Linked DNA regions of Mus musculus: regions 2, 3, 4 and 5 are each linked to region 1. A link is a loop called in an ENCODE intact Hi-C map of the cell type or tissue named here. Cell type or tissue: heart. All regions are shown on one strand.

The links. Hi-C counts contacts between places; a loop is a spot of excess contacts. Peaks named below come from ENCODE experiments on the same cell type or tissue, not always from the same donor. Only the 100,000 strongest peaks of a DNase experiment are listed, where the experiment ranks them.
Region 2: it touches region 1 in a loop (2.5-fold over the local background); 4 of 42 quality-filtered maps call a loop at or near these places.
Region 3: it touches region 1 in a loop (7-fold over the local background); 18 of 42 quality-filtered maps call a loop at or near these places.
Region 4: a loop joins it to region 1, with 3 times the contacts of the local background. A loop is called at or near these places in 3 of 42 quality-filtered maps.
Region 5: it touches region 1 in a loop (6-fold over the local background); 14 of 42 quality-filtered maps call a loop at or near these places.

The regions. Positions count from the first base shown.
Region 1 is chr17:29,973,777-29,977,776 of GRCm38, reverse strand. No RefSeq gene overlaps it. Among named protein-coding and RNA genes, the nearest start is that of Zfand3, 29 kb to the left of the region's middle. In heart, no CTCF peak of the experiment used is centred here; a DNase peak (open chromatin) is centred at 1,836; H3K27ac peaks cover 396 bases.
Region 2 is chr17:30,260,389-30,264,388 of GRCm38, reverse strand. All of the region lies in intron 9 of Btbd9 (BTB (POZ) domain containing 9), which reads left to right. Among named protein-coding and RNA genes, the nearest start is that of Zfand3, 260 kb to the right of the region's middle. In heart, no CTCF peak of the experiment used is centred here; no DNase peak of the experiment used is centred here.
Region 3 is chr17:30,103,856-30,107,855 of GRCm38, reverse strand. The region is part of intron 2 of Zfand3 (zinc finger, AN1-type domain 3); the gene reads right to left. Among named protein-coding and RNA genes, the nearest start is that of Zfand3, 100 kb to the right of the region's middle. In heart, a CTCF peak has its summit at 2,299 (motif pointing right); no DNase peak of the experiment used is centred here.
Region 4 is chr17:30,588,977-30,592,976 of GRCm38, reverse strand. Glo1 (glyoxalase 1) reads left to right here. Exons shown (of 6, transcript NM_025374.3): 6 at 1-116. Among named protein-coding and RNA genes, the nearest start is that of Btbd9, 15 kb to the right of the region's middle. In heart, a CTCF peak has its summit at 1,985; a DNase peak (open chromatin) is centred at 1,966.
Region 5 is chr17:30,026,679-30,030,678 of GRCm38, reverse strand. All of the region lies in intron 1 of Zfand3 (zinc finger, AN1-type domain 3), which reads right to left. Among named protein-coding and RNA genes, the nearest start is that of Zfand3, 24 kb to the right of the region's middle. In heart, a CTCF peak has its summit at 1,801; DNase peaks (open chromatin) are centred at 2,918 and 3,838; H3K4me3 peaks cover 1,289 bases; H3K27ac peaks cover 2,100 bases.

The DNA.
Region 1 (4,000 bases):
CTTCGCCATAGAGAATACCAGGGAGCCGCTTGAGGTGTCTCTGCAGAGTGGGCACCAGAGCCCAGAGCATCAGCAAAACTCCCTTCTGAGAACCCCAAATCAGAAGGACAAGGATCTATCAGGTAAGTTAGAACACCGTTGGAGCTGCAGATAAAGGGAACCCTGAGGTCAAGCGCAACACAGTCTGAGCCAGGCCCTAAGTGATGGAGACTCCTGAGAGAGTTTGAGAGGCCGTCAAATCCCAAGGTGTCAGCCGTGACATCTGGACTGGTGTTCCTTCTTTCGAGACAGTCTTTTTTTTTTTTTTTTTTTTAAATTTTGGATTTTTTTTTTTTTTTTTTTAAAGATTTATTTATTTATTATATGTAAGTACATTGTAGCTGTCTTCAGACACTCCAGAAGAGGGAGTCAGATCTCGTTACGGATGGTTGTGAGCCACCATGTGGTTGCTGGGATTTGAACTCTGGACCTTCGGAAGAGCAGTCGGGTGCTCTAACCCACTGAGCCATCTCACCAGCCCTCGAGACAGTCTTGGTGAACACATATTGCAGTCCCAGAAAGGGACTGGGCTTGGGGGTGGGAGTGCAGAGGTCAAGGAGGAGAGGAGCTGGGGGTGGGGGGACGGACATGTTCACACATAGCCTTGGGTATCACTCCAGGTAGCACTCTCTAGGCCAGGCAGAGGGATTAACAGATACTCAGAGTAAATCGTGCTGGACTTGGTTCCTGGAGTTAAGCCTCAATCACTTTCAAGCAAAGGCTTGTACGCTTAAGCCTTTGCAATTAGGCAAGACTCTGTTCTCCCTGGGAAGTCCCCCAGTCTGAAGGAGGGGTGGGGGACAGAGGTCAAGTTGCTTGCTGCAAGCAGATGGCTGTGATGGGAGGTGGGAGCGGGGGTCTTACTGGGTGTGGGAAATGGAGGGGCTATGTTCTCTGGAGCACACACCACACTCTTCTAGCTGTGTGGCTTTGGATTCTTCGATCGATATCTCTGAGGCTCAGTATCATCTACTTTGAGGTGTGATGGAGATTATTGACAAGTCAAGGCGAAGCACCAAAGGCTGTGGAGAGCCTGTGTCGACCTCTGACCTCACATGGGGACAGCTCTGATATGACCGTGGGCTATGATCCAGGTGAGGGACAGACACAAGCAAGGTTAGCAAGCCTGCCTAGCACATTTCAGCATCCCTTAAATCAGGTATGGTGGCACACACCTGTAACCCCAGCACTGAGGAAGTCAAAGTAGGAGGATGAGAAGTTCAAAGCCACCCCCAGGCACAAAGCCCATGGAGGCCAGCCTGGGCTATTTGAATCCATCTAAACAAACAAACAAACAAGAAAGCAAAACAAAGTCCGAGTAATCAAATAAATAAATAAATAAATAAAAAAGATACCCCTGCCTCAAATATATGTACATATAAAATGCAGGTTGTGAGCATATCCAAGCATGTGTACTAACCGCACCCAGCTTAGCTAGTGCTTGGGCTGGAACCCTGGGCTTCGTGCATGCTAGGCAAAGCCTTAATCACCGTAGCTACAGTCTTCAGTCCCTGACTGACCTGATGATAAGGGAAGAAGCTGACTTAAGGCTTTCAGGAGATCAATAGTAGATAGATCGAGCAAGTACGCTCCCCTGATTTAGGAATCTCTCTGTAAATGAGAGATTCTAGTCCTGATTTTAGGCAGAGTTTATTTCAGATTTAGTGGAGGCCCAGAGCTCCTGGGAGGCCCAAGAAGCATCAGCACCGCCTCCGCAGGCTTAGTCCAGGGCTCTTCCCAGCTTAGGAACATCCAGATGGCCGGGCCGCTGGGCCTGGCTCCCTCTCGCCCCCCTGTGGTCACAATTGAAACAGCCCAGAGGCCTTACTGCCAGCACTGGCTGTTCAGCAGATGGATATGCCCCGGGCGGCCCCTCTTCTCTGGAACCCTCTTCTGCTATGGAGGACACCACAACTGATGAGTCACCCCCAGACAGGAGAGAGCTGCAGAAGAAACCCCGTCTCCAGGAGGCAGGAAGAAACTCCAGACTGTTTCCTGGCCTGGTTTCAAGGCAGTCCCCACAAACTTGGGCTTTCCTGGCAACAGAGGAAGGGAGGTGGCAGGGGCCTGAGGTGTACATTCTGGCAACAGCTCCTGTCTGTTATTCCACATCCACCCCAGATCTCCTTTAGGCACAAGTCACTAGGACCAGCTTGTACTCAAGGTGGCCAGTTACCTTCTCCCTGCTCCCTGATGCCAATCTGTGACCTGTTTCATCAGATATGAGGCAGATAACACCTTTTCCATCCCAGAAAATAACACCCACTGGGGGGTTATTGGCAAGCTTCTCCATCCCAGGGAATTATACCTGGATGTCAGCCTGAAATAAGTTTGGGGTCTTGCTTGTTTGTCCAGTTGTTTTGCATTTGTGTGTGTGTGTGTGTGTGTGTGTGTATGTGTGTATGTGTGTGTAGGTTAGAGAACATATGAGAATTGGTTCTCTCCTTCCACCATGTGGACCCTGAGAATTGGTTCTCTCCTTCCACCATGTGGACCCTGAGTATTGAACTCCGGTCATGAGGGTTGGCAGCAAGCCCCTTTAACCACTAGAGTCTCTGATCCACTGAGTCTTCTGAAACAAGGTTCCTAAAGGCAGTTTTGGGTGGGAGCCCTTCTGCGTGTCTGTTCCTTCTTGTACTCACTCATTGAACACACATTGATTGTTGTCCAGCTGTATGTTAAGTACGAGGATGTGGCACGGGTATAGAGACGCAAAGTCATTGTCACAGACCCTAATCTGGCACTGAGTAATGTGGTTTGTATTTTCCCCCTGAACCCCTCCTTTCAAAAGCTGTTTCCAGAGTGTCTCTGCTTGCTAGCTGTGCGACCTTGGGCAGAAAACAAACAAGGAAAAACCAACACGGTTGCAGGTGTGGCATGCTATGCTGTGTGATTTATGTCTGTTAGGCTATTCTGACAGTGCCCCCGAGGTAAGCTGTACTCTTCCCAGATTCCGAGGTAAGGAAATGTAGCCTCAGAGAGCTTCAACTGCTGAAGCCCAAAGAACGGGCAGGCAGAGGAACCACAGTTTGGACTCAGAGCCACCAGCCTTCCCAAGGCCGAGTCTTCAATCTGCAGGATAAACGGTTTCACATCTAAAATGCCAGCTTCTTCATTTCTTCTCCTGTTCCAGTGATAGGGAGCTCACCCTTCCTGGTCACAGCCCATCATGGTGGGCAAGTCTGGACATCAAGAGCCTGAAGCATCTTGACCACAAAGCATCAGCAGCTAGAAGCAAGTGCCGGATGCATGTGTGCTCAGCTCTTCCGAATCCCTAATGTCACAGTCCAAGACTCCCTACCCAGGGAAGGGTCCCTCTCGAAATGAAGATAGCTCTTTCTATATCGATTCATAAAACCAAGATAATTCCCTACAGGTGTGCCCAGGGGCCCAACTCATAGCTGATCCCAATTCTGTCAGGATAATCAGTTCTAACCCTCGAAATAGCCTAGCAGTATTTAAAAAAAAAAAAAAAAAAAAAAGACAAAACCCAAACCTCTCTGTATCCTCTGCTGCAGCTTCCAGACAGGGACCTCAACATGGAGACGCAAGGCTGTGGTTGGGGACGCCGAGGATCAGCAGGGGGCCAGAGGCGAGGCCTGAGGCTGCTCTCTTCTCCCACAAGCTATGGAGTAATCTCAGCCCAGCATGGAGCAGTCCACAGGAAGAGGTGGAAAGTGCTCTGCTGTTGCGTTTAAAAGTCAAGTATGTGTCTGAAAATAATGTTAATGGATTCCTCAGACAACAGATACATGGGTATTTTCAGCGGCTTTGCTAATAATGGCCAACCCTGGATGTGATGCTGCAGGCCCTCAGCACTTGAGATCTGGAGGACGGATAGCCTGAGCTAAGGGAGACCCTATCCTCCAAAACAAAATGGAGGAGGGGTTTGTGGATGTAGCTCAGTGGCAGGGCCCTTAGCGCAATTCTCAACACTGAGGGAAAAAAAATAGCAACAACT
Region 2 (4,000 bases), 290 kb before region 1:
TGGGAGGAAATGACACTTTAAAATAATTTTTCAAGCTGGGTGTGGTGGCACACGCCTTTAATCTCAGCACTCGGGAGGCAGAGGCAGGCAGATTTCTGAGTTCGAGGCCAACCTTATCTACAAAGTGAGTTCCAGGACAGCCAGGGCTACACAGAGAAACCCTGTCTCGAAAAACCAAAAAAGAAAAAAGAGCCTTAAGAGTCTCAGCTCAGGCATCCATTGCCTTGCGAATGTGAAGCTGAGGTGGAGGACACAGTACTTTCCCAAGACCATGTCTAATGGTGGGGCACAGATCAGAACCCTGGTTTCCTGGTCCTAAGTCCTGGTCTCAACACTTTGTATAGGTAGTCATACCATGGTTTTGTTGTTGTTTGGTTTATTTTTTGTTTTGGATTGTTTGTTTCAGAGATAGGATTTCCCTGTATAGACCAGGCTGGCCCTAAACTCAGAGATCCACCTGCCTTCCAAGTGCTGGGATTAAAGGCATGTGGCACCACCTCCCACCTAACACCAGGGTTTAAAAAAAAAAAAAAAAAAAAAAAGGCTGCAGTAGTGCTGTGAGAATATGGGCAGACCAGAGCAGAGCATGAGTTAGAATTTTCTTCTGGAAATATGCATTCGCAGTTTGACCCCTGCCCTGGTCCATATCACACCTGGGGGAGCCAGTGATTTCACAACCAATAGTCCTGAGAACTCGGATTTTACAACATAGGGAGGTATGAGTCAGAAAGAGACTTACTTCCAGAGTTGCCACAAAGACCAGAGACTGCAGAGAGACTCACCTGCATTTTTATAGGCTTTTCTATCTACAGTCACTATTGCTTCTTCCACAGAATGTTAATTTGTACAGCCTATTAGCCGTATCATAATTCATAGGTTTGAAATTGGTTTTTTAAAGTACAGTTCTTATGCCAGTACTCGAGCCAGGATCACCCAGGGGTTCATTATCCAGGCTGTACAGCGTATTAGCCTCTGTTCTGTTTTCCTGCCGTCTCCTTCCTGCTACCGACTTTTAAAACATCATTACACTGTTCATTAGGCCATTTATTAAACTATTTCCCTCCACTGAGAGGGACTCGCATGTGTGTTTTTCCTTTTGTTTTAAGCCAAGACCCATAAAGTGTATTTCCCCCACAGTTGACATTTTCTTTTCACGATCCCTTGAAATGGAGTGTAAGTGGATTTCAGCACAGTGTTGTAAATTATGCACTGAGTATCAGTGGTAAACATTTCTTACAGAGTTTTAGAGCGTGGTTCAGGGCGGTGGGCATCTGGCATTGCATGCATTTGCCAGCTGCTGGGGAGAAAGGGAGGGGGGAGGCTGTCTCTTCACAGACCTTGATTTTTCTTCTTTTATTCGAAGTCATACAATAATTCGGAGCCCAAGTTGCAATCACAAACAGCAAAAGAATGTCTGTGCCCTTAGTGACCTAGTTTGGCACTGTGGACCTGCTTGGTTTTCCTTCTCCTTCCCTGTAGCATTGCACATTAAATTTGTCCCAGAGAACCCATGATTTTGCCTTGCTACAGACGCCATCTTGATAGCCGTTGCTTGCTCGTCTCTGGTGCCCAGAGCCTCAGCCTGTATTTCTGCTTCAGGGCAGGGCCTCAGGCAGGCAGGGAGCAGAACTACACAGTTGTACCAGGCCTGAGTAGCTAGTTGTGTCTTCCAGGGAGCTGCTGAGCCTTCCAACTTTGTGGCCTCTCCTCTGGGTTACTCTGAGTGTTCTAAGGGAGTCTCCCAGAAGCCTGCTTATTTATATTTCAGTTCTAACTGAAGATCTAGTTCTGTGCCAACCTGCTGTCCAAGTCACAGATTTAAACCAAAGGACAAAGTTCATGTGCTCACAGCGCCATTAGCTCCTGGGACTGAAGCCTCTGCCTATTACCAGCAGCTGCTACTGGCGAACTAATTGGGAGCCCACTGACCAGGGAACCCCGTAACATCAAGTAGTACTCAGGTTTTTACTAAAACAAAGCAGCTACAATTACAGAGGCATTTGTGGACTTGTAATCTGATTTCAAATTTATAACTTCATATCACAGTGGAATGATCTTCCACCATTAATATTAATTAACTATAAATGTCTGAGGAGATGGGGAAGGAATGGAAGACACAGCCCTCCTAAGCCTTTCACATTTGGGATGAGAACTGCTGATGCTTTCAGGCTCTGTTGTCTCCTGTTGCCACTTCCTAATTAACATCATAATTCAACCGATACTGAATCATTTAACTGGGTAGGAATCCCAGTCTGTGAGGCCTGGGTCCAGGTTAGCTCAGAAATCTGACACGATTCACCAGCTTGGCAGACATGTTCTAAGCCACTGCTTTAGGCCAGGCAGTGAGCTGGGACGCTACCTTGTGGGCTCCCAGCTTAAGCCCATTCCAGGGGTTCAGGACCCTGCCAGAGTAAGATGCAGGTACAGTCGGAGGTGTCTGTGAATTCTGATGCCCTCAGGTGATCCACAGATTCCCCAGTTGAGTCTTAGGTTAAGCAGGATGCCTAACCAGGAAACATGCTACCTAGACAGCTGGCCTTGGCCTTGGTGGATAAACACAAGCCACAGAGTTTCCTGCAGCCTGCTAGAAGGAAGTTCAAGCATGCTTTCTAAGGTCCACTGTCCCGGTGATGGCAGGATTGCAGCCTGCATGTTGCTGTTTGGCTTTTTGTTTGGTTTTGTAATGAAACTGTGTTCAGCCATGGGGAGGCTCAGCAGTGGGCGGTGTTGGCTCCACTCCTGTCCACCGTTCTTCTGCCCTCTCTGATGATAAGTACGATAGTTCATCTGTAATGAGCACTTGTACTCTATATAAACTGCAATCCTGAATCGTGTAAGCGGTCATTTTCCACTCTGCTTGGAAACAGAGGCTTTCTGCTTGGCTTAGTTACAGCCAGAATTCGGGGGTTTCCCTTCTCAACAACATGATAGTTTCAGAGGCATATTTTTTCCACAAAATAGATAAGTTAGCTTTCCAAGCTTGTCCAAAATGTGTAATGGTTACTCTTGTCCTCAAGTGTCAAAGGCAAATAAACAGTTCTAAGATAGCCGTGTACAAGTAAATGATGCTGTGCGTTCTTGAGCTGCCTTCCACTGTGTCCTGGCTTTTTCTCAAGGGATTAGTGCATCTTGAAGCTAGCTCAATAGCTTGGATCATAAAACTGCCAAGTCTCAAGTTATTGTTTTAAATTTCCTACGGGAGATTGCATCTTAAGTATAAAGGGGACTTACCCCATGACTCGGTGCCCTTACTGATGGGGGGAGGGGCGTGTCTCGTCATGCTGTTTGCTTTTCTCACCCAAGTCACAGGCTTTCAAGATTTGATGGAGTGCTTGCATTGATTTTTAATTTTCTTAGTCACCAGAAAATACATTTAAAATATAAATAGGCAAAAGCTTTACACTGTAACCTCCCTTGCCTCTGTGTCAACATTTTTGCCTTTCCTTGCTGATCCCAGGTCCGTAAGACTGCACATCCTTCTCTAACAATCTAAGCTTGCTTGTCATGCTGCCCCTCCTCTTGTCTCCTGGAATCACTTAGTCATGCATTTCCTTCTGTAGGTCTCTCAATGGTTCTACCATGAACAAGACCAACAGCTATTGATTTGGGGATGTCACAGAGGCCTCGTGGATCCCTGTGACATGAGCCCTGGTGCTTCTGTGGTCACTAGGCACTGTTTTCTGACTGAATCCTCCTGAAGATGTCTGTCCTGACTCTTACCTTCTTTTGTGACTTGCTAAAGTCAGAGAAGAGGCAGAAGTTGTAAGATGACATCTCATTTAAAAGGTGACCTTGCCGGCCGGGTGTGGTGGTGCACGCTTTTAATCCCAGCCCTTGGGAGGCAGAGGCAGGCGGATTTCTGAGTTCGAGGCCAGCCTGGTCTACAGAGTGAGTTCCAGGACAGTCAGGGCTACACAGAGAAACCCTGTCTCGAAAAACAAAAAACAAACAAACAAAAAAGCAAAAGGTGACCTTGCCATCTTGCCTTTTTGGCACGGAA
Region 3 (4,000 bases), 130 kb before region 1:
GCTGTCTTCTAAGATTTTAGCTGTAATGAAATCTGAGGCAGATCTGAGTTCCCAACACAACTGTAGTGTGTTCTCTAGCGGGCAGTTTCTGTATTTAGATTTTTGTTGTTGGTGCCTTTGTTTTTTGAAACACAGTTTCTCTGTTTATCCTTAAGTCATTATGTAGACCAGGCTGGCCTCAAACTCAAGAGATCCACCTGCCTCTGCCTCCTAGACCTGGGATTAAAGGTCTGCACCACCAACGGCCTGGCTAGAAATCTTATATGCTCAGACATAAAACAAATTGTGTGTGTGTGTGAACACACTACTATTAGCATAGCGATTAACACCATTATTTAGTGCTGTCAGCTACAGTGGTGGGTACCTTGAGTACTCACCACTTTTAGCATGCCTTTTTCCCTTCTCACATCTCCTGACACATCCCTAGGTTACTATTACTATTTCAAGGATAAGCTCACTAAGGCTCAAAGCCAGTAGCTAGGAAGTGCACAGCTAGGATTTGAGTGTAAAGCCTAAGTTTTAAAGCACTGCCTTTGGCTTTCCAGTTACCACTCTCTGTTCTGTACATTGCCAATGGCCACCTTTATGGCTAGCTTTGTCACAACACACACCCAGTCACTCCATTGGGTACTCTTTAAAAGGTGTACAGTGGATAGCACTGCATCTGCACCTACCACCCAGCTGTGTGTCAGTCTCAGTGCCTCACTCTATCTGCTTCTGAGTTTATATATAAGCAGTCAGCCTGCAGGTCAGCCTAAGGCTCTGTGTCCGCTCCTTCAGGCCAACCCCCTTCTTATCTCAGCATAACTACTATTCTGAAATCCTGCTTCAAGACCTGCATTTTAATGTCTGCTCATACCTATCTCTTATATTAAGCATCCATGGATGGGCAGCCACAAATAGCATGATTTTACATGTTTCTAAACTATGACACATTACATACCCATCATTCAGATACGTTTCAGCCATGTTTCTGAAATGGAGTTCATTTATTCCCAACTTTTTCATTAATAAAAGTCCTACTTCCATGAATACTCTTACACTGGTCTTATGTGTGTGAGCATTTCTGAGGTATGCAGTTAGAAACACTAGGCCAAACAAAACCAGTGTTCCCTTACCAAACCCTATCACACTGCTCATGGGAGGACTCATCAATTCTCACCCTAGCAGCAGAGCCCACTCAGTTCTGCTACTACCAGACAGTTTAACTTCTGTCAATATAACAGTGTGACATTATCAAAGTTCTGTTTCAGCTCACATTTCCGTGATTAGTAATGAGGCTAGGCACGTTTTCATAAGTGTTTAATTAATAGGTGCTTCGTTTAAAACAGAAACTATACAGCTAACTAAGCATCTAAGGTACCAAAGTAATATTAAATGGATTAGGATGGACTTCTCCACATTCCTACAGACATCAAAGTTAAGTTCATATTGTCAGTCTTGGTCTAGTCACTATATTGATAAAAAGAAGATTAAATCAAATAATGTATGGTACTTGCCAACTAAGCAATGCAATTTTAAAAATATCCAAGCTCTTCTACCGAAGTCATTCATGTTAATATATGAACAAGTCAAAGAAACAAAGAAATAACATCAGCCAGACGATAAACAACCGCCCCCGAGGCAGGCAGAGCTCCTAATACACTGTTTCAAGAAAGTGCTTAGATGCTTTCTGTAAACACTGAAACAGCAAAGGCAGGAAGGAGGCAACACTATATAGTAGAGAGCATTAAGTACTGTATTTAAGAAGGTTTGAAATAGAAACGCAGAATCCGTTTACACTAAGGCTCACTGGGCGATGAGCAGTCCACCAGAAGGTTATGTCTGAGACATTCATTAAAGGAGAAGAGCGTCAGTGAGCCAGACAGAGGAAAAGCGTGTTAATACATGGAAAATGGCAGGCCACAGAAATGTAGAGAATAACTACTACTCTCTGAAAACACCAGCGGGGTTGGATGAACGTAATGCACATAGGTCCATGCAATCCAAAGTATGTAATCCATACTTTAAGGATTATGTGTAATGTGTTTAACAGTGCCCAATACATACTGGCAAACACTATATGAGCTTGCTTGCACCTTATTTTTCTGTCTCAAGAAATACAAAGTTTAATTGAATAAAATTTTAAAATCTGCGAAAGTAGAAGTGAAATAACCATCAACCAAGGTAAGAGAAGCAGACATTCTAGGACTCTCACTCTGCCTCCATCCCTGCCACTCTAGGGTCTGGACTCTAGTACAGAGTAACTTCATCTCCCTCCCCAGTGACAGGTGACGTGGAATATGGCCCCATGGCCACTAGAGGGTGGCCAAGTCTCTTGCATCCATCACACCCCTTACTTTGTTTCAAGGGTCTTTAACTTTCAGGTTAAAGATTTTTGGATCCTAAAATTCATTATGTAAAGATTAAAAATCACTATTAAAACAAAATGAGAGATTTCTTCGGAGCAAAAAGCATATCAGAATATTAAATCTGGCTGTTTTAGTGTTTTACCAAATTCTTCCATCCAAGTCTTGAAAGATGAACTTTCGATAGGGATGGGCATGCTTGGGCTGCAAGCAGCAACACCAAGCCCTAAGCTCCACTGCCCAAATACAGTGCAGGTGGAAGTTAAGGCTGCTGGATGCGGACTACTACAGAATGTACCTCCAAGTGCTAGACACAAATGTCAAACTTTATGATCTTGTCTTCCACATTTTAAAATCTTATACTTTCACCAAAAATCGGAATGACTTATGATATACAACTATGTATTTTTTTAACTGAGAAAAATTGGTTAAATTTACTTTTGAACAAGAGTGACATGAAGGTCTATTCCACATAATCCCAAACCATTATTTACAGTACTGTGGTGCTTTGAATAGGTATGGCCCCCATAAGTGGATGTATTGAATTCTTGGCCCAATAGTAGCACTATTAGGAGGTGTGGCCTTGTTGGAGGAAGTGCGTCACTGAGGAGGCTTTGAGGTCTCCTATTCTCAAGCTGTGCCTAGTGTGGCGCACAGTCTCCTTCTGCTGCCTGTGGATTGAGACGTAGAACTCTCAGCTCCTCCTGCACCATGCCTGCCTGGATGCTGCCATGTTCCTGCCAAGAAGATAATGGACTGAACTTCTGAACCTATAAGGCAGCCCCAATTAAATGTTTTCCTGTTAGAGTTGCCTTGGTCATGGTGTCTCTTCACATCAATAAAACCCTAAAACAAGTATCTACTTACATTTTAATTACATATTTATGGACATGAAAAAGATTATTGATATAAAAATGATTGTTTTACTGACTGTGAAAAAGAAAATAATGTTCAGATTATTTTTAATTCATAAAACAAAATTGGAGAAAAGCAAAAATTTTCTACCAGTTTTTTATTTTTTTTTCTTTTTTCTTTTTTTTTTTTTCCTTGTTTCTTTTTTAGACAAGGTCTCTCACTGTCTAGACCAGGCTGACCATGAACTCAGAGATCTATCCGCTTCTGTCTCCAAGCTGCTGAAATTAAAGGCAAGGATCACCATGCCTGGCTCCTATTGTTACTCTAAACAAAAATGCCCTACTCACAAATCCACACCTGTTAAAAAACAAATACCTTAAAAATGTAGTCAAGGGGACAATCGTTGGCTTAGCAATTAAAAGTACTTTCTACTCTTGCAGAAAACCCACAGAAAATGTCTGTGTGTTCACACAGGAGGTGAGATAATCATGCAAAGCATTTTTAAAGGTCTTAGAAAAAAAAAAAAAAACAACTTACTGTTCACATATGAAGAAGTGTGAAACAAATTTTACTTTCTGTGTATTTGGGCTAGCAACCAAACCTCAGAAACAAGTTCAGGTAGTCCCCTCCCCACTGAGTCCTGATCACAAAAGGGGACACTCCAGTCAAACACACCCCACCCCCACAGCCCCACCCGCCTCGATCTGCCCTGGTTACTGAGTTGAGCAGCAAAGCTCGGGGAACACTGGCCACACTCCTCTATCCTCTTACTATGTATGGTGCTCACACTTCCGCCA
Region 4 (4,000 bases), 620 kb before region 1:
GGAAGACGGGCGTGGGCAATGCCAAGCGCTACACAGCTATGGGCACTTGGTGATCTATGTGAGCAGTTTAAACACATCATAGGCTGAAATAAAGCTAACACTGTTTAGTACATAAAGGTCTGGGCAGCAAGTCCCTTTGTGTAAAAGGCTGGTCTTGAGGCCTGAAAGGATTCAAAAGAAGTTTGCGCTGAACCAGGGATACACATGAGTCTGTACAGACTAAGCCAGGTAGCTTCTATGGTTGAAAAAGCATGGGAAAGAAAATGTCAAATCAAAAGATTTGGGGGAATGAAGTACATTCAGGAGAAAGACCAGATATCAAAAGGTGGGTCACAGGAATCTAGGAGGGCCAGTTTCAAATGTCCAATGCTGGAATCACCAAATGGGATTCTAATACTGGACCTACCCAATTTAACAATGTGAACCATATTTCTAGGGGTGGGAAGTACTTGCTAGGTGAGTCTTGCCAGGACATAATCCTTATTCCTTAAGTGTGCTTCTGTATGCATTGAAAAGCATGTATGTGGCCAGGCCTTGGCAGGAGTTGGGACAGTGCACTTGCAAATACACTTACCTGGCAAGTAGCGGTGGGAAGAACAGGCTGGGGGTTGGGGACCTTGCTGCTGCTCAGGGGAGACAGTCCTCTACTGGTACAGTCGCCTGGAGGTTGCAGGAGGCTATAGACGTGTGAACATTTCCTTTTCACACTGCAGGAGGCTACGACTTCTTCTTCTTCTTTTTTTTTTTTTGGTTTTTCAAGACAGGGTTTCTCTGTATAGCCCTGGCTGTCCTGGAACTCACTTTGTAGACCAGGCTGGCCTCGAACTCAGAAATCAGCCTGCCTCTGCCTCTTGAGTGCTGGGATTAAAGGTGTGCGCCAATACCGCCCGGCAGGCTGCAACTTCTTATGAAGCAGCAGCCTTTGCAGTGTCTGGCAAGGGTCCTCTTGACTTGTGGACAGGCACTTTGCCTTGTGGACAGGTACTGTGCCTTCTCGGGGCAGAAGTTTACTGCAACATGCATCCCATTCCAGGAGGCTCCACCTAAGTAATTTGCCTTGTAGGAGCTCATTTCCAAGTACCATTTTGGGGAGTGGGCCTAGTCAGAGGAATTTCGAAGGACCCCAGAGTTGTCCCATAGCATAGTACACAGACCTTGACAACTTGGTTGTGGAGGGACCTTTGTTCTCAAGATGCTGTTAGAAGCATGGGAAGGCCCAAGGGCATGCACTGCAGAGTTGGCCTGCAAGAAGTCCTGATACCTACAGCTTGTTCATCCCGTCACTTGACACATATATGATCAAAGATGGCTAAGGCCAGTCAGTGCTGTGTGTCCACTAAAAACGGCCATTGAAAGGAAGTAACCTGGGATTCCTCACTTGTCTAAGGGCTGAAAGTGTTTTCCAAGGCTCTGCAGCCAAATTGATCTCCTTACGTTCTGGAAGACCAACAGTTTTATGTGATGTTACTTATTTACCATTTCCCAGTGGGGGGGGGGCTCTGACTTTGTGTGGTGACATGCTGAAATGAGGTTTTGTTTCTTTAAGTGGGAGTTGAAATGCAGGTGAAATGCTCTCATCCCGAGGCCACTGTATCCAGCAAGATCACTAACATAACTCATAGCCTACTGAGGTTATGCTTGTCAACTTCTCTCCTGTAAACTTAATCTCCGGCCACCTCCTTTTCTACACTGTTCTCTTCAGAGGAAAATAAACTATGTGAAACTCCAAACTGAGGAGTCATGAGGCTGGCCATGAGCACGTGGAGAGAGGGGGAAGGGGAATGAGAAGAGAGGGGAAGGGGAAGGGAGCAAGAGAGGAGGGGGTGTGAGTCAGGCACACCTGGCTGTTGCCAGGTAACTGTGGGCGGAGCCTAGACTAAATGCCAACTTGAATGACATCACACCAACCAACATCCTCCTCCACTAAATACCACTTGTCAAACCAACTGAAAACGGGCCCCCACACATTTCCAGAATGACCCCTAGGGGTCAGTACTGCTCCGCTGAAACCACTGGTCTTTCTTAAGATTTCTGATTCTAGTTTCTTCAAAGAGGAATGGGTCCTGATAGCGTTTCCAAGGGAATGAATGGGCAGAGTCTTCACTTCGATAGTTTCCGGCAACGGACAGCGGGGATTTTCCACCTCTGATCAGCAGCTACATACCTGAGCCATTTGTCTTCGGGAGCCCTTCTATACAGTGTTTTATGTAGTGTTTTGCTAAATTGCATACTTAGAATTTCGAGGCAACTAATGGAACACGTTAGTAACGGACAGTTGAGCAGTAACACCAAGGAAACAGTAACCCGGACGACACAGAATAGCCAGCTAGTGACAGTTAGCTGTGCTTAAGCAGGCTTCTCTTCAATGGTGATGACTCAGCTCAATCCAGTCAATAGTTAAGAGAAATTACAGCAAGTGCATAAATCTGAGGCCTACTGTCCAGGTGGTGGGGGTGCATGTCCTCCAATCCCGGTGCTCGGGGGTTGGGGACGGGGGACAGGGAGCAGGGAGAAGAGGCAGGCAGATGGAGGTCAGCATGGTCTACAGAGCAAGTTCCAGGACAGCCAAGGGCTACATAGATAAATCCTTTCTCAAACCGCACCCCCCAAATGAGACCTACTGATGTTAGCATATTACAGAATATTTTTTAAAAGGATTTATTTATTTACTATATGTAAGTACACTGTAGCTGTTTTCAGACATCCCAGAAGAGGGCATCAGATCTCATTATGGATGGTTGTGAGCCACCATGTGGTTGCTGGGATTTGAACTCATGACCTTTGGAAGAGCAGTCAGTGCTCTTACCCACTGAGCCATCTCTCCAGCCCCAGAATATTTTTAAAATGCTAATACCCAGGACTTTTAGAGCTGTAATAAAATAGGTACCTCATAAATGTCATCAAAATACACATTATGGCTGAAGACAGGGCTAAGAGCAGTGGCTGAGTTGAGTTTCCAGCACCCATGTTGGGTGGCTCACATCAACCTTTTTAGATTTGGCATCTTTTTCTGGGCTCTATACTCACAAACACACATACACACACAGGGTAAACATAATTCTAAAAAATATACATATATATATGTGTGTGTGTGTATTTTAAAGCACATTAGATTTACAATAGTCTTTAAGAGTTTAAAGGCTTTCAAATGCTTTATTTATTTGGCTAATGCTGTGGCTTTCTACATCCTAGAAAATATTCAGTGGTTTTAATTTCTAAATTAAATGTGGCTTGTTGCTTGCATTACTTTTTTACAGTAGGAAAAAAAAAAAGGGAAGCCGGGCGGTGGTGGCGAACGCCTTTAATCCCAGCAATTGGGAGGCAGAGGCAGGTGGATTTCTGAGTTTGAGGCCAGCCTGGTCTACAGAGTGAGTTCCAGGACAGCCAGGGCTACACAGAGAAACCCTGTCTAGACAAAACAAAACAAAACAAACAAACAAAGCTGAAACAGGTTAGGTAGAAAACAGTCATGAAAGTCAGCGCTTTCTCATCCACTGCCCACTGTTCACTCTGAAGCAGTGTTCTTTTTCTTTTCTTTTTTGGCTAATGTTCATTTTGTATTTTAAAACTATAGTCTCCTAGGCACACCCCTCCCAGCCCTAACTCCCCAAGTGTACTGCTAACTTCCTCAAGCTGTGTCCAGAAGCCAAAGACAAGCAAGCCTCTGCCCCTCCAGATCGACAGACGGCCTACATCTCAGGGCTGTGATTTCTCCCTTTTCTCGGTTAGCTACAGGAATAGAAAGTCTCTACCTAGGGACCCGTTGATCTTCAGGGCTGTCCTTCCTGACCCCCCTCCCAGGCCAAAGCTTCAAGGTTCCTGCCTGGCACTGCGGGGCCCATGGTCTAGCTGCTTGAATGGATATGGGCCGTGAGTTAACAAGACATGCAAGGAGGTGAGTTAATGTTTTCGGCATCGTGTCATGTAACAATATAAAGATTTAATGGAGTGTTCAGAGCATGATTGGGGGCACAAAATCATATTAAATGTCTGTGTAGAA
Region 5 (4,000 bases), 53 kb before region 1:
TACTATCACTTTCTTTCCCACCTTTCAGATGCTTTCCAGCATCCTCCCTTTCTTCCAATAACTAGGTCCACAACAGCTACAATAAATTTATTTTCAAACCGCCTGTGTGTAGAGTGATACGGTAAGTACAAAGCCTTCATTAAGCCATATGATGGAAACTGTACAATTTCACCCCAAACCAGGGCAAATAGAATGCAACAAGCTACTCTGTTTGCAGTAGACCACCTACCCTGACCCATAAGGACACAACCAGGGTACTGGCAGAACAAGCCTCCCTGTGAAGGATATAAACTGCCTCCTACAACTGTCAGCTACAAACCTGAAGGTACAACCACAAACAAGCCCATTTACAGTGACTATGTATGAATTAAGGCTGTTTGCATTCTATTATCAAAATACCAATTTATTGACCAAACACTAAAGGCTAGCACGTGGACAGAATGGTAAACTGTATTTGCACTAACTGCTCAGTTCCAATTTACTGAAGCTAAAATTCCTAGAGCTTACTAGTTTAAAAAAAAAAGAAAAGAAAAAAAAAAACACGTAAGTGCTACCATTTGGTCAACTATATGGAAGTGTAAAAAAACAAGTATGTTAAACTGTGTGTGTGTGTGTGTGTGTGTGTGTGTGTGTGTTTTCAATAAGCTCCAATCTGGAAATAACCCAGAAGCCCTTTGACAGCCAAAGAGTGAACCATCTGTAGTAAACTCAGGCAATAAAAACCTTCCAGCAGTGAGGAGAAACTAGTCACATGCGCACAACTTAAGACTAACCACCAAGACAGAAGCCAGACAAAATAGAAAGCATGGGAGTTTATGTAGCATTCAACAGCAAACACACGTCGTCCATGCACTAGACTAAGTGAGATAACGGCTGTTCTGTTCTGGAGACACATGAGAACAGTGGCTGGAGAGATATCAAATGACTCTGAGGACTATATGTAATAGTCTCTGTCCCTAAGTCAACTTCGGTCACACCAAACAACTAGTTATAACAATGTGCTCTAGGTACCTGCACACCCACGACACCCCACTAGTCAGAAAAAAGGTTAACAGAAACAACTCCCACATCTAGATGCTAAGTCCTAAGATTACCAAAAGCTGAACTTAAACATGCTCCTTTTGGACCAACTGTCCCATAGAGAACAAGAAAATTATGGATAGATATAGGAAGTAACTGCCTAAAGGAACTGAACAGCAGCCAAAAACAGAGGTAAACTATAGAGGAAACTCCCCCAAGAACATAAAGGAGCATCAAGGAGGGAGGGAGGTCTGCATCTGTGCAGATCCTCATGCCAACACATAAGTACTTTATCAACTGAGCCACCTCCCCAGCTCACAATTCCGTGTTTTGTAACATCTGACTGATGGCAAGCTCAATTCAGCCATCTGAACAGAAATGAATCCACTGACTAGAATCATCAAGGGCAAACTTCAGAGTGATGTCATCAGATAGAAATGGAGAGGGTCGAGAGGTACATCAGGAAGACAGAGAGACACAAAGAAGAGTCCAAAATCTGCATACAAAGTTAACAAAATGAAACTACGAGTAGCTAGGGTTAAAATGGAGATGCCAGAGGGCTGAGGGTAGAGCTCAAAGGTAGAATGCATGTTTCATATGGGTGACCCGCTCAACTCAAAAAAAGGGCTATTATGATGGTTGTACAACATAGGATGTGGATACACAATCCTATGTCACTTAAGGACATCCTGATAAGGCATCATTAGGCAATTTCATCATTGTGTGAACATCGCAGAGTGCACACACACTTGTATACACACACACACACAAATTGATCTCCACTAGGGGAGCTGTTTTGGGAAGCTATGGAGCCTTAATGGAGGAGATGAATTACTGAGTGTCTTTAAAATTAATGACTTACACTACTGTTTAGCTCAGCTTTGCTTCCAAATTCTCACTCTGCTCCACACTTAAACCATGTGGGTAAATGCACTAACAGAGATGGCATCTTTGAAAGTACCCCAGATTGCACAATTTTGCACAGATTGCACAGATTTGCACAAGTCCAAACATTTCATAGTGGCATAGTACCACTTACTGACAAGTTCCTAAAAGTCTTGGTGAATTCTGACTTGACCTCAAAGGCATTTCTTACTAACATTTACAATGACTGAAAAAAAAAAAAATGAACCTTTTTCTCTGATGCAGAAATTTCAAAAATCACTGATAGTCCACTACTAAGTGCACTGTCCTAGTACTCAGCTCTGTCTGCACACAAAACAATGCTCTGACAATGGAGATGGCCACAAAAATCAGACATCTGTACAGGAACTAAAATTTAATTTCAAGCTTCTTTTTTATTCCAAAAAAAATTAATAAATATTCTTTGTTGTGTTTATTTCAAGACACAGTCTCACTACATGTAACCTCAATTAGCCTAAAGCTCACTACACAGACCATGCTGGCTTCAAGATTGGGGCAATTCTCCTGCACCTGCTCCCAAAGGCTGATATTAATGACCTCACTACCGTTTGGCTTTCTAAAAATGTCTAAAATAAAAAGGCCATCTTTTGATTTAAATCTTTTCTTACCAATCATCTATGAAAAACTGGGAGCCTATCAAGATAATCTGAATCTTCTCAAGCTCCTATCAAATTAGAATAATTAGTTGAGCAAACACAGACACACCCTATCTAATTTCACAATACCACTCAAACATAATTCCAGGAAGAAACTTTTTAGTGGGGGAAGGGAAGGACAAGGAATCTTGCTATGAAACCCACACTGAACTCAAATCTGAGCTGGAATCTCCCTGTTCTGTTCCACTAGCAGGAGGCTTGCCTTCTAAACACTTCTGTTACTGAGTCCTCCAATGAACTCTCTCTGCTTAAGGTTAAGGCAGAAGTTTCCATCAGAGACAGCTCTGGGCACTAAGCCAAGTAGAGCAGCCAGAGATAACATGGGGGGAGGGGTCCACTGCAAGTTTCACTGTTGCAGCAAACTAGTTTCTGTGCCAACCATCAGACCCCAAACTGCCTACAGACCACATCATCTATGACCCCTTTCTAGTTAACCTGCCCTCCACTGCCAGAGGCACCTCCTCTCTCCTTCTTTCTTAGCACCAGGAAGGTCTAAACAAGGCCATCAGATAAAATCAGAATAGAAACTGTCTGCATGTGTGAATACAGAAAAAAAAAATAGTAATTTAAGCCTCAAAAACAAAAGGCTCTTTTTGACTTAATTTTTAAATTCAGTAACACAATGTTTAAGTTGCTACTTACTGACCGTTGCATCAACTTTGTAAACCTGGCAAACATTTACCTTTAAATGACTTAGTAGAAAAGAGTAAAGTGTCTGCCTTAGTTCTCAGCAATGCAGAAACATTAAAAACAAAGTATTTCACGGTTAGTACTATCAGATGTCCTTGATTTCCAACTGTTCTGCACAAAGAAACTTTATTTTCATGACAATGAACTACTAGAAGCTAATATTAAATATGAATTCTGAAGATGCAAACCTAACCACTCACATTTAAACCTAACATTTTAAAAGGGAAAAAAATACCATTATCAATTTAGTGAACAGTTTTATGGCCAAGAGGCCTGTGAAAAAGATTAAAGTGTTTATATCTATAGAGCTGAGTTACAATTACCCCACTGCAAAGAAGTGAGCCAACAGACTGTTTGTTTGTGTCCATGTTTATTGTCTCAGGAATACTCTCTGCGGGCGAATAGTTCTTTTCCATAAATACATTTTTGCATACCCATTATGTTTCAAACATTGGTAAAAACAGTGTCTGAAAACCAAGTCAAACAGCCCCTGCCCCGATGGAACTTCCTGCCTGTTATCAAGCCAACCCACCCTCATACCTCAGACAGAAGTGATGTGACAGGAGGATTTGGCAAATGGCCCAAACACTGCTTGTCCCCTGCTGTTTAGTCTGTTTGCTTCCTCCAAACAGATGACTGCCTGCCTGGCCCTGGTTACACAGTTGTTATAATCAAAACCGTGACTCCCTGCCTATTTGAAAATACGTTTA